Linked DNA regions of Homo sapiens: region 1 is linked to region 2. A link is a loop called in an ENCODE intact Hi-C map of the cell type or tissue named here. Cell type or tissue: GM12878. All regions are shown on one strand. Each heading gives the region's core, and the rest is flanking DNA. Links, peaks and the distances in the headings are about the cores only.

Region 1 (6,615 bases), core at 1,745-4,244, 180 kb after region 2:
AAACAAAAACAACAACAACAACAACAGAAAAACCCAGAAAACAAAAATCAAAGCTGGAGGCATCATGCCACCCGACTTCAAACTATACTACAGGGCTATAGGACCAAAACAACTGGTACTGGTACAAAAACAGTTGCATAGACCAATGGAACAGAATAGAGAACCCAGAAGTAAGGTCACCCAACTACAGCCATCTGATCTTTGGCAAACCAGACAAAAACAAGCAATGGAGAAAGAATTCCCTATTCAATAAATGGTGCTATGATAACTAGCTAGCCATATGCACAAGATTGAAACTAGACCTCTTTCTTACACTATATACTATATATATATATATATATATATATATATATATTATATATATATACATATATATATATATTTATATATTTATATTTATAGAAAAATTAACTCAAGATGGATTAAAGACCGAAATGTAAAACCCAAAACTATCAAAACCCTGGAAGGCAATCTAGGCAATAACATTCAGGACATAGGAACAGGCAAAGATTTCATGATGAAGATGCCAAAAGCAATTGCAACAAAAGCAAAAATTGATAAATGGGATCTAATAAAATTAAAGAGCTTCTGTACAGCGAAGGAAAGTATCAACAGAGTGAACAGATAACCTACATAATTGAAGAAAGTTTTGTAATGCATGGATATGACAAAGGTCCAATATCCAGCATCTATAAGGAACTTAAGCAAATTAACAAGCAAAAAAACAAACAACCCCATTAAAAAGTGGGCAAAGGACATGAAAAGATACTTTTCAAAAGAAGACATACAATCATATGAAAAAAACCTCAACGTCATTGATCATTAGAGAAATGCAAATCAAAACAACAATGAGATATCATCTGACACTAGTCAGAATGTTTATTATTAAAAAGTCAAAAAATAACAGATGCTGGCGAAGTTTTGGAGAAAAAGGAACACTTATACACTGTTGTTGGGAATGTAAATTAGTTCAACCATTGTAGAAAGCAGCGTGATGATGCCTCAAAGTACTAAAGACAGAAATACCATTTGACCAAGAAATTCCATTACTGGGTACATGCCCAAATGAATATAAATTATTCTATTATAAAGACACATGCATGTGTATGTTTATTGCAGTATTATTCACAATAGTGAAGACATGGAATCAACCTAAATGCCCATAAGTGATAGACTGGATAAAGAAAATGTGGTACATATACACGGTGGTACATGGACTACTACACAGTCATAAAAAATAATAAGATTATGTCCTTTGCAGGAGCATGAATGGAGCTGGAGGCCATCATCCTTAGCAAACTAACACAGGAACAGAAAACCAAATACTGCATGTTCTCACTCATAAGTGTGAGCTAAATGATGGGAACACAAGGACACATAGAGGGGAACAATACACACTGGAGCCTTTTGGAGGGTGAGGGTTGGATCAGGATAAATAACTAATGGGTACTAGGCTTAATACCTGCGTGATGAAATAATCTGCACAACAAACCTCCATGACACAAGTTTACCTATATTAACAAACCTGCACATGTACCCCTGAACTGAAAATAAACATTAAAAAAAGGGTGAAGAAAACCAAATTACAAACAAAAATCGATTTATTCTTTTAGTTTTACCTATGTAATTATCCTTACAGGTGCTCATTTTTTTCTGCATGTGGATTTGAGTCACCATCTGGATTCCTTTAATTTCACCCTGAAGAACCCCCTTTAGTATTTTTTGTAGGGTAGGTCTGAGGTTCTTATACTGGTTTCTCATTTACTTCCTTTAGAAAGGAGACCATGTAATCATATAAATAGTTATGAAAATTGTTACGAAAGAATGATAAATTATAAAACAATAATTATATTTCACATTCTTTTGGAAATACAGTAGGTCTTTTATTACAAATATATTTCACATTCTTTGGACATACTGTAGTTCCTTTATTTTGAACCAGTTTTAAAGATTCTCTTGTTTTTAAAACTTTAAAAAACGTGTTTTTCTGTTAGAGTGATGGAAAAACTTCTTGAATGTAGCAATACAAATAATTAAATTATAAAAAGCACTTTAGTCTCAAATTATGAAATAAATTCTTTGTGAAATCAAATCTGGATCTGTAAACAATGGTGTTTGTTTAAAAAAAACTGAACAAGTAATGGAAAGTTTGGATAAAGGCACAGAGCATAATTCTTGAATACTGAGTGGTAAGATGATCTTTCATAACTCCCTTCAAAGTGTTTTATACATATAAACTTAAACCTCACATGTGTTCATCTGTAGATCATTTATCCACAAGTGTCTGTCACTAGATCATTTACCCCAGAGACAGGAGATACAATTGAAGATGTAACTAATGGGATCTGGAATAATAGCTTTCTAACAGAAGCAAATGTTATTTCCCTTTGAATAGCCTTGGGCTTTTAGAAAGAGCTAATAGGTGTTTGCCTAGGACCATATGCACTTACCTATGGACAAAGAAGACTCTAAAATAGCCTTTGGCTAATAGCAAGTGTGTTTAGTGACACTGTATTATAGAAACATCTCCATGTGCAGTGTGTAGTAATTCCACACTTTTTTTGCTTTGGTCGCTCAAAGACATTCATGTTTTCTTAGCCAGGTAGGCAGGGAGGCAAGTCTACTCCTTCAGGTCACTGAGGAATTGATTGCTGTCATAACATATCTGTTGGTATGACTGGGACCAACCATGCAATATTGATCTTACTCAAGAATTGAACTTTGATCAAAGTTGTTCTGAGAAGTTTTCTCTCAGCATGACTCATCAGGAAGTTTTCTTAGAAACTTAGTGGCTATCTGTGAGGTCTGGCCACTGATGATCTATCTTCTTGTTGAGGCAAGATTTTTTATCTTAGCCAACTAAAGAAATCCCTTCTATAAAGAGTTCTTCTGCTGAGCCTTTGGAGGATTAAGTGCCTTCTGCAAGGGGAAGCTGGTATGGATCTGGTTTATTTCTTAACTCTGAGGAGTCCATTTTGAAAACTATCAACTAAAGCAGATTAACAAAAGCTATTTTTGGATTCTACCCGTAGTTCCCAGTGCTTAAACACAAGTCTTTCCTACCCTGAATGTGATACATTTGAACAAGGAAAACTAAAATGACCCATTTGATTAATCTTAAAATTTTATGAAAGTTAGTTTCAAAATATGATTTTTGAAGGGAGAGTGTGTTGATAAGAGGATCTGTTTTTGTAGGGTCTTTCCATTTGGCAGGTTACCTGAGGACTGGTTTATTTACTTCTTCCACTAGGTGGCAGGACTTTTAAGCAATGTTGCAAATGTGTCCCAGAGAGTCCTCTTGAAACAGAGAAGTTAGAATTGTCAACATTTGATACAAGTCAAGAAGTTTAACTTTCTTATGCTCCTGGGCTTCTAAGATTACCTTGTTCCACATTTCTCCCCATAATGCAGTTTATTTTTCCAGGCAAGTAATGCATTAAGAATGTGTTTTCACTTTTGGCATCATGTCACAATTGCAGAAGTGATTTTATTCTCAGATCTTTGACTGAAACATCTGTGATATCTTGTTTTCAGGAGGAAAGAGAGGTGCACTATAGATTTTGAAATATCAAAAGACATTTCCATTTTCATTTTCATCTAAAATGGCCATGGAGGAAGATGAAGTATTGGTGTTGATAGGACAGGGTTGGAGTGTTTAGACCTGAATAGAATGAAAATACATAAAAAGAAATAAAAGGAATGGTATTAAGATGTGTCAAACTACAAATGTAGGAGAAAGTCAGTTGCTTCTGTGAATTAGTATCTTGTGAATTATTGGGTCCAAAGTATGTTTTGCTACATTTTCATTAGTGAATAATGGCCTTTTTGGCTCATGATTCAATGTGAGTGGCATTTGGGGTGATCCTGGCTAATTGAGAAATTAGTCAAGATGCTTTTGAAATCATGTCATCAAATACAAGTGAAAAATATTTTCCTAGCTATCTGAAAATAAACTTGTGAAAAATGAAAAGGTCAAATTGCCATAAACTCTTTTGGTTTTTGTTATGGGCAGTTGTGAATAGCACCACTCACTCTCAGATAACTGGAGCTTGAGTTACATGAAATAAGCCTTTGGAATTAAGTTAATGGGTGGTCTTTACTTTAGTTTGTTACTCTGGCACTTGGGTACCAATACTTAATATTCATGATTAAATCCAAGGAGAAAAATGCTTAAAATTACAACCTCCTTTTGTGTTTGGAGAAGAATCTCATTTCAGCCAAACTTTTTATTTAAGCAACATGTTTTAACTCTCCTTAGTGGAGAAGAGGTAGAGTTCCAAGTACTATTAAATGTTTACCTTTGGTTTACTTGCTGTAGAGTGTGACAACTTTGCAGATGTGTTTCCGACACAAAGAGACAAGGAACCTGCTTTTCTGTCTCTCTCTCAACACAAAATCTCACAAAAGCCTGTATAGTGCAGATAGAGCTGTTGGAAACATTCAGGCACAGAAACTCCCCAAACACGTAATCACTTGTCTCCTAGGTGGCTCCTGTGAATGACTGGCTTTCACAGACAGGTGCTTTTATTTAGAAATACATCCTATGAAGACAGCCAAAGGTGCAAGGTGTTCTTCCTGTCAGGGCGAGTGATGGGTACAGTATGAAGGAGTAAATGCGTGGGATAGTGGAGAGTTGAAAGCTGAGCTGTTCTAATCCCTTGGAGCAGGACACCTGGAAGCTCCTCCTGCTTCTTCCCTTTCACAGCCCCTGGTTTTGCCAGATATAGGAGGGTGGAGGGAAGTACATAAATAGTGTATTTATGTGGATGGGGGATGGAATGAGGGGGATGTTTGGGGAGTTTAATCCCAGCCAGGAACATCAAAAAGGTACTGGGGTGGTTCTTTGATTTTCACTTTAGTGGCCTTTACACTCTATGCCTGCTTTTGACTCACTGCTCTGATGGCCATGCCTCTACTTCCTGCCTCTTTGGTCCTTGAAACTCTCTAGGTTAAAGCCAGAGTGCAGTAGGAAAATATTATTTGAAAAGAATGGCCAGTGCGATGAGGCCATCTCAGTAAGATGTGTAATCCCTTTGGCAACTTTTGAAACATTGGTTGTATCTTCCACAAGAAAGACCATACATTACTCTCTTGCAAAATAAGAATATTCTTTTCTCCCTTATTTTGAATTTATGTTAATACCCATCAAATTTAATAATTTGTGCTTGACAGTTTAATTAAAGTATTATACTTACATGACTCTGTATGTACTTTGTCTAGAGTAAGGAAACCTAACTTAGATACTGGTTAATAAGCTGAATCTTTTCTATGAGGCAAAATACAGTATAAATATACTCATATGTTATAGAGGAAAGACTTTGGAATTACACACATTTGTTTTAAATTTAGATTCCAACGTTTATTACATATGTGACTTTGAGTAAGTTATTAAACTTTATGCCTTGGTTTTCTACCTCTGTTGATGAAAGAGGTTATTAATATCTTTCTTTTAGTGCTGTGATATTAAATGAAGCAATGAATGTTAAACATGAAGCATTCATTCAAATATAGAGATAGGCTCAATGCATGCTAGCTACTTCCTTCCACAGTCTATGGTAGAATCTGTTTCAAAACGAAGATTAACCATGAAGTAATGCTTTCAAAATGTTATATTCTTGGCTAATTTTTAATCATTGTAGAAAAAATTCCTTAGATGCATTTAAGTTTTCTGCTAATGGCACACTCTCCTGAAAGAAATTCCGGGCAGAGAAAACAGCAGCTAAAGACAATGTTTGGTGAATGAGAAAAAATAGAAACATGAGTAGTGTTCTAATTCGAAGTTTTTTTTTTCCAGTCATATGACTTTTTTTCATTAATACTCATCTTTAGACATATGAGCATGTGCCTTTCTCCACATATGACAGCTATTTTTAAGATATTAGTGTACTCCTCTCTGCCTATTTGATAGAAATCTAATTGCAGGAATAATAAAATCAGAATATTAGAGCTGGAGAGACTATTTTTATTTTTGTATTGGTACTTAATAGATGTGCATAGTTTGGGGCATGTGATACTTTAATACATTCATATAATTTGTAAAGTTCAAATCAATGTTACTGGGATATCTTTCACTTTAAATGTTTGTCTTTTCTTTATACTAGAATATTAAAATCATTCTTTTCTAGCTATTTCAAAATATACAATAGATTACTGTAAACTCTAATTACCCTACTGATCTATCAAACACTAGGTCTTATTTCTTCCTCCAAGCTGTATATTTCTACCCATTAATCAAACTCTCTTCATCCCCTTCTCCCTTAACCCTTCCCAGCCTCTGGTAACCACCAATCTACTCTATCTTCATGGGATCCACTTTTTTAGCTTCCACATATGAATGAGAACATGCAATATTTGTCTTCTAGCGCTTGGCTTATTTCACTTGACATAATGACACATTTCCATTCATGTTGCTGCAAATGGCAAGATTTCATTCTTTTTTATGGCTGAATAATTTTCCATTGAGCATGTATACCACATTTTCTTTATCCATTCACCCATTGATGGGCACCTGGTTTGATTCCATATTTTGGCTATTATGATTAGTGCTGCAATAAACATGGGAGTGCAGATATCTTTCTGATGTATTGATTTCTTTTTTGAGGGGATATACACCCA
Region 2 (6,615 bases), core at 2,814-5,313:
TCTTTCTTAATAGTGTCTCAACTATTCTTGGCCTTTAAATCAGCATACATGTTGCCCACACATGTACACACACAACCTGACAGAATTTTTATTGGGATTATTTGACCCTATACTATAGATCAATCTGAGGAAAAATGATACTTTTACAATATTGAGTCTTTTAATTCATAGAATATTCCATGTGTTTGAATCTTTAATCTTTCAATAATGTTTTATTGTTTTCTAGAGAGATATTTTATGTGACTTTTGTAGATTTATTCCTAGGAATTTGATAATTTTGATGCTATTATAAATAGTGCTTTTACAAATTTGTTTTGGTAAGTGGAAATAAAATTTATTTTTGTGTCTTGACTTTGTATTGGCAATCTTTAACTTATTGTTTAATTAGAATAATTTAAATTTTTACATCTGTAAATAAAGGCTATGTTGTTCCTTCTTTTTCTTTTCTCGTGTCTTTTATTTATTTTATTTTCTTATTGTACTCGCTAGGCCCCGCAGTAAGGTATTAAATAGAAATCTGAGATGTCGTATTAAGCAGCCATTCTTGTTTCTGATCACAATGTGAAAATTTTCAGGATTTCATGATTTTGTATGATGTTTGCTTAGGTATTTTGGAGAAATCCTTAATCAAATTAATGCTATTTCCTAGTTTACCAAATGTCTGTCTGCTTGTTAATCATGAATGAATATCGAGTATACAAAACTTTCCTTGCATCTACTGAAATTACCATATGTTTCCCTTTATTATTATGTTGAATTATATTGGTTGATATTTGAATGTTAAATCAACTATCGATCCTGGAATAAATCCAGCTTTGTTATGGGCAGTATCCTTTTGTGGGAATCACTTAATTTTGTTTGCTAATAATTTGCTGAGGAATTTTTTATCTATGTGTATCACAGGATTTTTGCATTATGAGTGAGATTGACCTGTGATATTCCTTTTTTTGTATTTTTCTTGTCACATTTTTGTATTGAGATCAGTTTGGCCTCAAAAAATAAAAAACGTTTTAAATTTTTTTCTATTTTCTGGAAAAATTTGTGTGAGATTAGAATAATTTCTTAAATTATTTGTAAAATTCACTGATGAAGACATAGATTGAATTGATATATCTATATAGAAAACTATTTAGATTTTTGTACATCTTCTTGTGTAAGTTTTGGAATTTATATTTTTCTGAGAGTTTATCCATTTCCTATACATTTTCAAAATTATTGGCATAAATTTATTTATATTATCATTTTATGATCTTTATAATGTCTGTAGAATATGTAGTGTTAGACTCCTCATCGTTCCTGATATTGGTTATTTGTGACTTCTCTTTTTTCCTCTTTATCAATCTCATCAAAACCTTATCCATTCTTTTGGTCTTTTCTAAGAACAAACTTGTGGGTTTATTGATCCCTTCTGTTGCATATATTTATTTTATTGTATTAATTTCTGCTTATTATAATTATTAGTTTATATTGAAGAGGTACATGTGTAGGTTTGTTACATAGGTATATTGCATGATGCTGAGGTTGGGGCTCCTAGTGATTCCGTCACCCAGGACATAAACATAATACTCAATAGGTGGTTCTTCAACCCTTGCATTCCTCCCTCCTTCCCCGCGTTTGGAATCCAGTGTTTATTGTTACTATCTTCGTGTTCATGTGAATCCAGTGTTTAGCTCCCACTTCTAAGTGAGAACATGCAGTATTTGGTTTTCTATGTCTGCCTTAATTTGCTTAGGGTAATGGCTTCCAGCTGCATCCATGTTGCTGAAAAGTACATGGTTTGGTTATTTTTTATGGCTGCACGCTCTTCATTATTTTCTTCTATTTTCTTTGGGCTTAACTTACCTTATTTTTCTAACATTTTGAAATGGATACTTAGATTAATGATTTTTAGCATTCTTTTCTAAAATATATACTTAAAGGCTGTAAAGTTTCCTCCAAGTGCAGCTCTAGTTTATCTTATATGTTTTGACACTTAATTATTCATAATTATTCAGTTACAATATTTTCTAATTTCTATAAGAATGGCTTTTTTTGACCCACAGTTTATTTAGAAGCATGTTGCTTAATTTTCTCCTTAAATATATAGAGATTTTCAAGGTATCCTTTTATCATTGACTTACAGAATAATTGCTCTGTGGTCAGGGAACATTTTTTGAAATTTGTTGAAACTTGCTTTAATATCCTAGCATATGCTCAATTTTTATTAATGTTTCATGAAAATAGTATTTACCCTTGAGTTTTGGGGTGCAGTGTTCTATGTATGTCAAGTAATTAGGTTTTTTAGTGTATCATCCAATATTTTAATACTACTGATTTTTGTGTCTGCTTGGTCTATCGGTTAATAAGAAAGTTGTATGAAACTCTTCCATATGATTGTGGATATGTCTGCTTTTCCTTATAATTCTGTCAATTGTCTCTTTATATGTTTTGAGGCCATATTTGTAAGTACATACATATTTAGAATTATTGTATCTTTCTGGCAGATCAAACCAGAAATTTTGAAGTATTTATGAATTATACTTATGAAGTATGCTTATTTTCAAGTGTACATTTTTAAATCTGTAGTCATGTTTTCTGCTATAAAATCTACTTTGTCTGATTTAATAAAACTATACTAGTTTCTTTTGATTAATGTTTGAATGCTATGTTTTTTTCCATTCTTTTATTTGCTACCCTTTTGCATTCCTGTATTTATTATATGTTTTCTGTAAACAAAATATAATTAGGTTTTGTTTTTTACTCAGTCTGACTCTGATGAGACAAAAATTGATATGGCTTATTTGGAAGACACTGCCTCCCAAACCAATACAAGTAAACATCTAGGTGACAGAAAACTTTAGAAAGATAGTTTGAGGCCAGATTTTGGAGAGTCTTTCAGTATCAAAGTAAAAATTTCTGTTTGTATCTTCTAAGTTCCAGGGAACCATTGAAGGATTTTTATTTTTTTATTGTTATTATTTTCATTAAAGGGTTTTAAACAGGTGAACAATACGTCTTTTAAGAAGGTTAAGTCAACAAGATTCAAATGGAGCAGCAAGCACTAGAGACAATAAAGGTAGGGACTGAAATTCTTTTAATAAGGTAGCACTTAGGACAATAGTACCTGATACATAGTAAGCTTGCAATAAAATATTTGATAACGAAAGGAAAAATCCATGTGTGATGTGATGACCAGCCAACCCAAACAGGGGTGTGGCAGTGGAAGTGGCAAGGAATGACTGGATATATACAATACAATAGACAGAACTCATTGACTGCTTATGTGTAAGTGAGCAGAAATTTCAAGTTTATGTTAAAGTTAATTAACAGATATGAATATCATGCTAAGATATTTATATAGGTGTCTATTACATGGGAGCCTCAGAAGAATAAGTAATGGAACAGTGGTGAATATATTGATCATTAATCTATAAGGCATTACAAATATATATAAGAAAACATGTAAAGATGAATATATCCTATTTCTTTACCACTGCCACCCCTAACTTTAAAACTATCACGTGAGCTTTGGTGTGTAGAGCAACATCCTCTAGATGCTATATAGGGTAGTAACTTGCTCTACGTCTGTGTTTTTGTAGGCCCTTTTGATGAAAGAGCATCAGTTTACACATTTCTGAGAGGAGGTGTTTTCCTGCAGTAGCTAAAATGTGCATTTACAACTTTATATTTATTATTACACGGTGCCAATGCAAGCCAGTGGCAAATAATTCAATGTTTTCTATTTCTGATTTTGCCTTGATCGTCCCCAAAAGTGCAGTTATTAATCCTTCTCTTAACAGTGGCTCTCCATTTTTTATTTTTATGTATATTAAGGAATTCAGAATTTGTAGTAGTTATCAAATTTTTAGATTTTAGACTCAGTGAAAATATGTGATAATTCTTTTTGTCATAATTATTTAGTAATCTCTGTAAGACACTTTCATTATGTGAATTTCTTGGGTATTTCTATGGGTTTTTCCACCCAGTGTGGATTGTTTTCTCTTTTGTTTTAAACCTTGCATTGTGAGCTTATCTTCAGCAGGGCTTTGTCTGTAAAACTCCTGTGCAGCCTGGGTTAAGAATTGTCTTTCAGAATAGTTTTGGGTTTACTTCTGCATGTACTCTCTAGAGATCCCTGGCTTGGGACCTATTTCTTTGTAATTTCTTGACTTGTGGCTTTCTAGGCCACATTTGAGATAATTTCAATCCTGTATGAGTTCAGGCTCATATTATGGATTCTCAAGAGATTTCTTTTCCCCACCTAGAGCCCAAGCATAGAAGAACCAGTTTCACTATTGTCTATTGTCTTCTTTTGCTGGTGGCCAGAGAGTTTAGCTCTTCGAGTTTTATACAGAGATCTTAGTTTCAGTATGCCACATTGCAAGAGTTAAGTTCTCATCTCCTATGTTTTTTCTTTTTCACATTCCCTGAAAAATCAAACTCCTAGATGACAACTCCTACTCACCACCCACCATCGAGGCAAACACAGGATAGACTACTCATGTGCCAGTCCGGTTTTCAGTTGCTTCATTATTCCTGGCATCTGTATATTTTTCTTTTATATGAGCTCAGCTAAGCATTATAAGTTCATGTATTTTTTCCCAGCATTTCCAGTTTATCTAGCAGGAGAGTTTTTATGTATAGTTTTCCATATTACTGAAACTCAAATCTGGAATTCTTTCCACATCTGTAAAGTCTTTTTTCACATGTTTCTAAATATCCTTGACTTGATTTTTTTTTTAAAGAACATTACATTTCACAGTTGTTGTGGCCTTAAAATGGTATTTCCCATCTTTTGGATTTAATTTAAGAAGTAGGACCTAATTCTAATATCATTAAACCTTGCCACTTCATAAATTCTACTCAAAGGCACAAAGGGAATAATTAAGTCTGAAGATTGATAGAAGACTGGCTGTTTTAACTTAGCCTGAGGAAGTAACCCTGAAGAATGCACCCCATGTGAATAAATAACAACAAATTCAGTGTGATTACCTTGAGTTCTACGAAACAGGGGAATTGAGAAATGAGAACACAGGGGGGTTTCAATTACATTTGTAATGTTTCATTTCTTAAGCCGGTAGTATATACCCAGGGGTTCATTATATGCTCTACCATTTTTAAAAATTTGAAATATTTGATAATAAAAATAATTGTTAAAGAAATTATCACCATAATGCAAACAGTACCACATCTTTAATTTCATATAACATAAGATATACAGGGCATTTGGCATTTGTCATGTGTGCTTGTCAAGTGAATAGATAATTTTTCATCCCAAAGACGTCAGAGAGTAAGTTGTTCTTTCAGCAACTGTTAAGATTTAGTTATCCCCATACTAGACTCTCTTTTCTCCCATGCCTGTTGAAAATATCACACGACTGACAACAAGATCCAGTCTATCCAGCGAGTATGCTATTTCCAACTTGGGAAGTAATTCCAGCATTATCTGGAATAGTAATAGGTTGAATTTGAATCGTATTCTTTGCTAAAAAGGTCCTTTTAAGTGTTTTTGCAATAAAGTTATCTGCTGATTTTATTTTTTTGTTCATGTGAATTACAAGTGTTGTTATTTGGTGATCTTGTTCACTTACATCTTTTAATACTAAAATATGAAAAAGGAAGAAAAGATTGCCATTTAGAGGGACCCAGGTCCCTTTGAATGTCTACTTAGGCCTGACACCCTGCTTGATTCCTTGCATAAACTGTTTCTCATCCTCACAACATTAAAAATAGTTAACATTTACTGAGCACTTTCTTTGTGCCAGTCACATGATATTCTTTATGTAATATTTAATTCCTACAACATTCCTACAAAATAGGTCTTATTATCTCTCTTTCAGATTGGAGAAAACAGCTTAGATGAATTCGACTAAGTAATAGAACTACTAAATAGAATATTTATCTTTGAGTAACTCTGAAATAACTCCCCCTATATACGTATGCATGTATGTACGTGTATGTGTTAGACTATCTTTCTATCATCTCTTCTACATAATATTGTCTAGTATCGAATACCTCATAGCAATAATTTGACATCACTTGGGCATCAGAAAGATTCATGTCACTGTTACAATACGTAGGTAGGATGTAGCTGCTTCTTATTTACAAACAGTAGCTAAGACAAAAATATAAGGAATGGATGAGCAGTCGAAAGAAAGCTGGGTGATTAGGACAGAGGAGTGGTTGGAGGGCAGAATGCTATAAGAAATCAGCTGCCTGAGGCTAGGTGGTAGAATACTTATTGATGTTGATGGTATGTGTGGATAAGTTAGGTATGTAGCCTCTGGTTTTATGTTTTCTGCCATACCAAAGACAAAAGGACAATGTTGTCCTGGGATCCTCACCTTTGACCTAATCAAATAAAATCTTCTCTCTTCACTTCACTTGTTAGGGAAGAGGGGTGATGCAGGAAGGAGACAAAAAATTAAAAAATGAAAAGAAGGCCAGGCTATATTGTTTCCTATTTATTTGGCAGATAAGCTCATTGCTTTTCAGAAAAAAGAGGAAGGAAGGATGGAGGGAGAGATAAAAGGATGGAGAGGTGGAGAGGAGGAGATTGATTTAATACAGAGAAAAGTATTAAATTGTATTTCTGTGACTTCTTAGTGAATATTAAGACATTTTGTGACTTTACAA

Evidence for each region. Peaks named below come from ENCODE experiments on the same cell type or tissue, not always from the same donor. Only the 100,000 strongest peaks of a DNase experiment are listed, where the experiment ranks them.
Region 1: it touches region 2 in a loop (6-fold over the local background); 1 of 110 quality-filtered maps calls a loop at or near these places.

The regions. Positions count from the first base shown.
Region 1 is chr4:144,784,210-144,790,824 of GRCh38, reverse strand. No RefSeq gene overlaps it. Among named protein-coding and RNA genes, the nearest start is that of HHIP, 140 kb to the right of the region's middle. In GM12878, for the core only: a CTCF peak has its summit at 3,239 (motif pointing right); a DNase peak (open chromatin) is centred at 3,246.
Region 2 is chr4:144,968,354-144,974,968 of GRCh38, reverse strand. It overlaps LOC124900793 (a long non-coding RNA gene), which reads left to right and starts at 2,684. Exons shown (of 2, transcript XR_007058293.1): 1 at 2,684-3,055. In GM12878, for the core only: no CTCF peak of the experiment used is centred there; a DNase peak (open chromatin) is centred at 4,178; H3K27ac peaks cover 1,898 bases.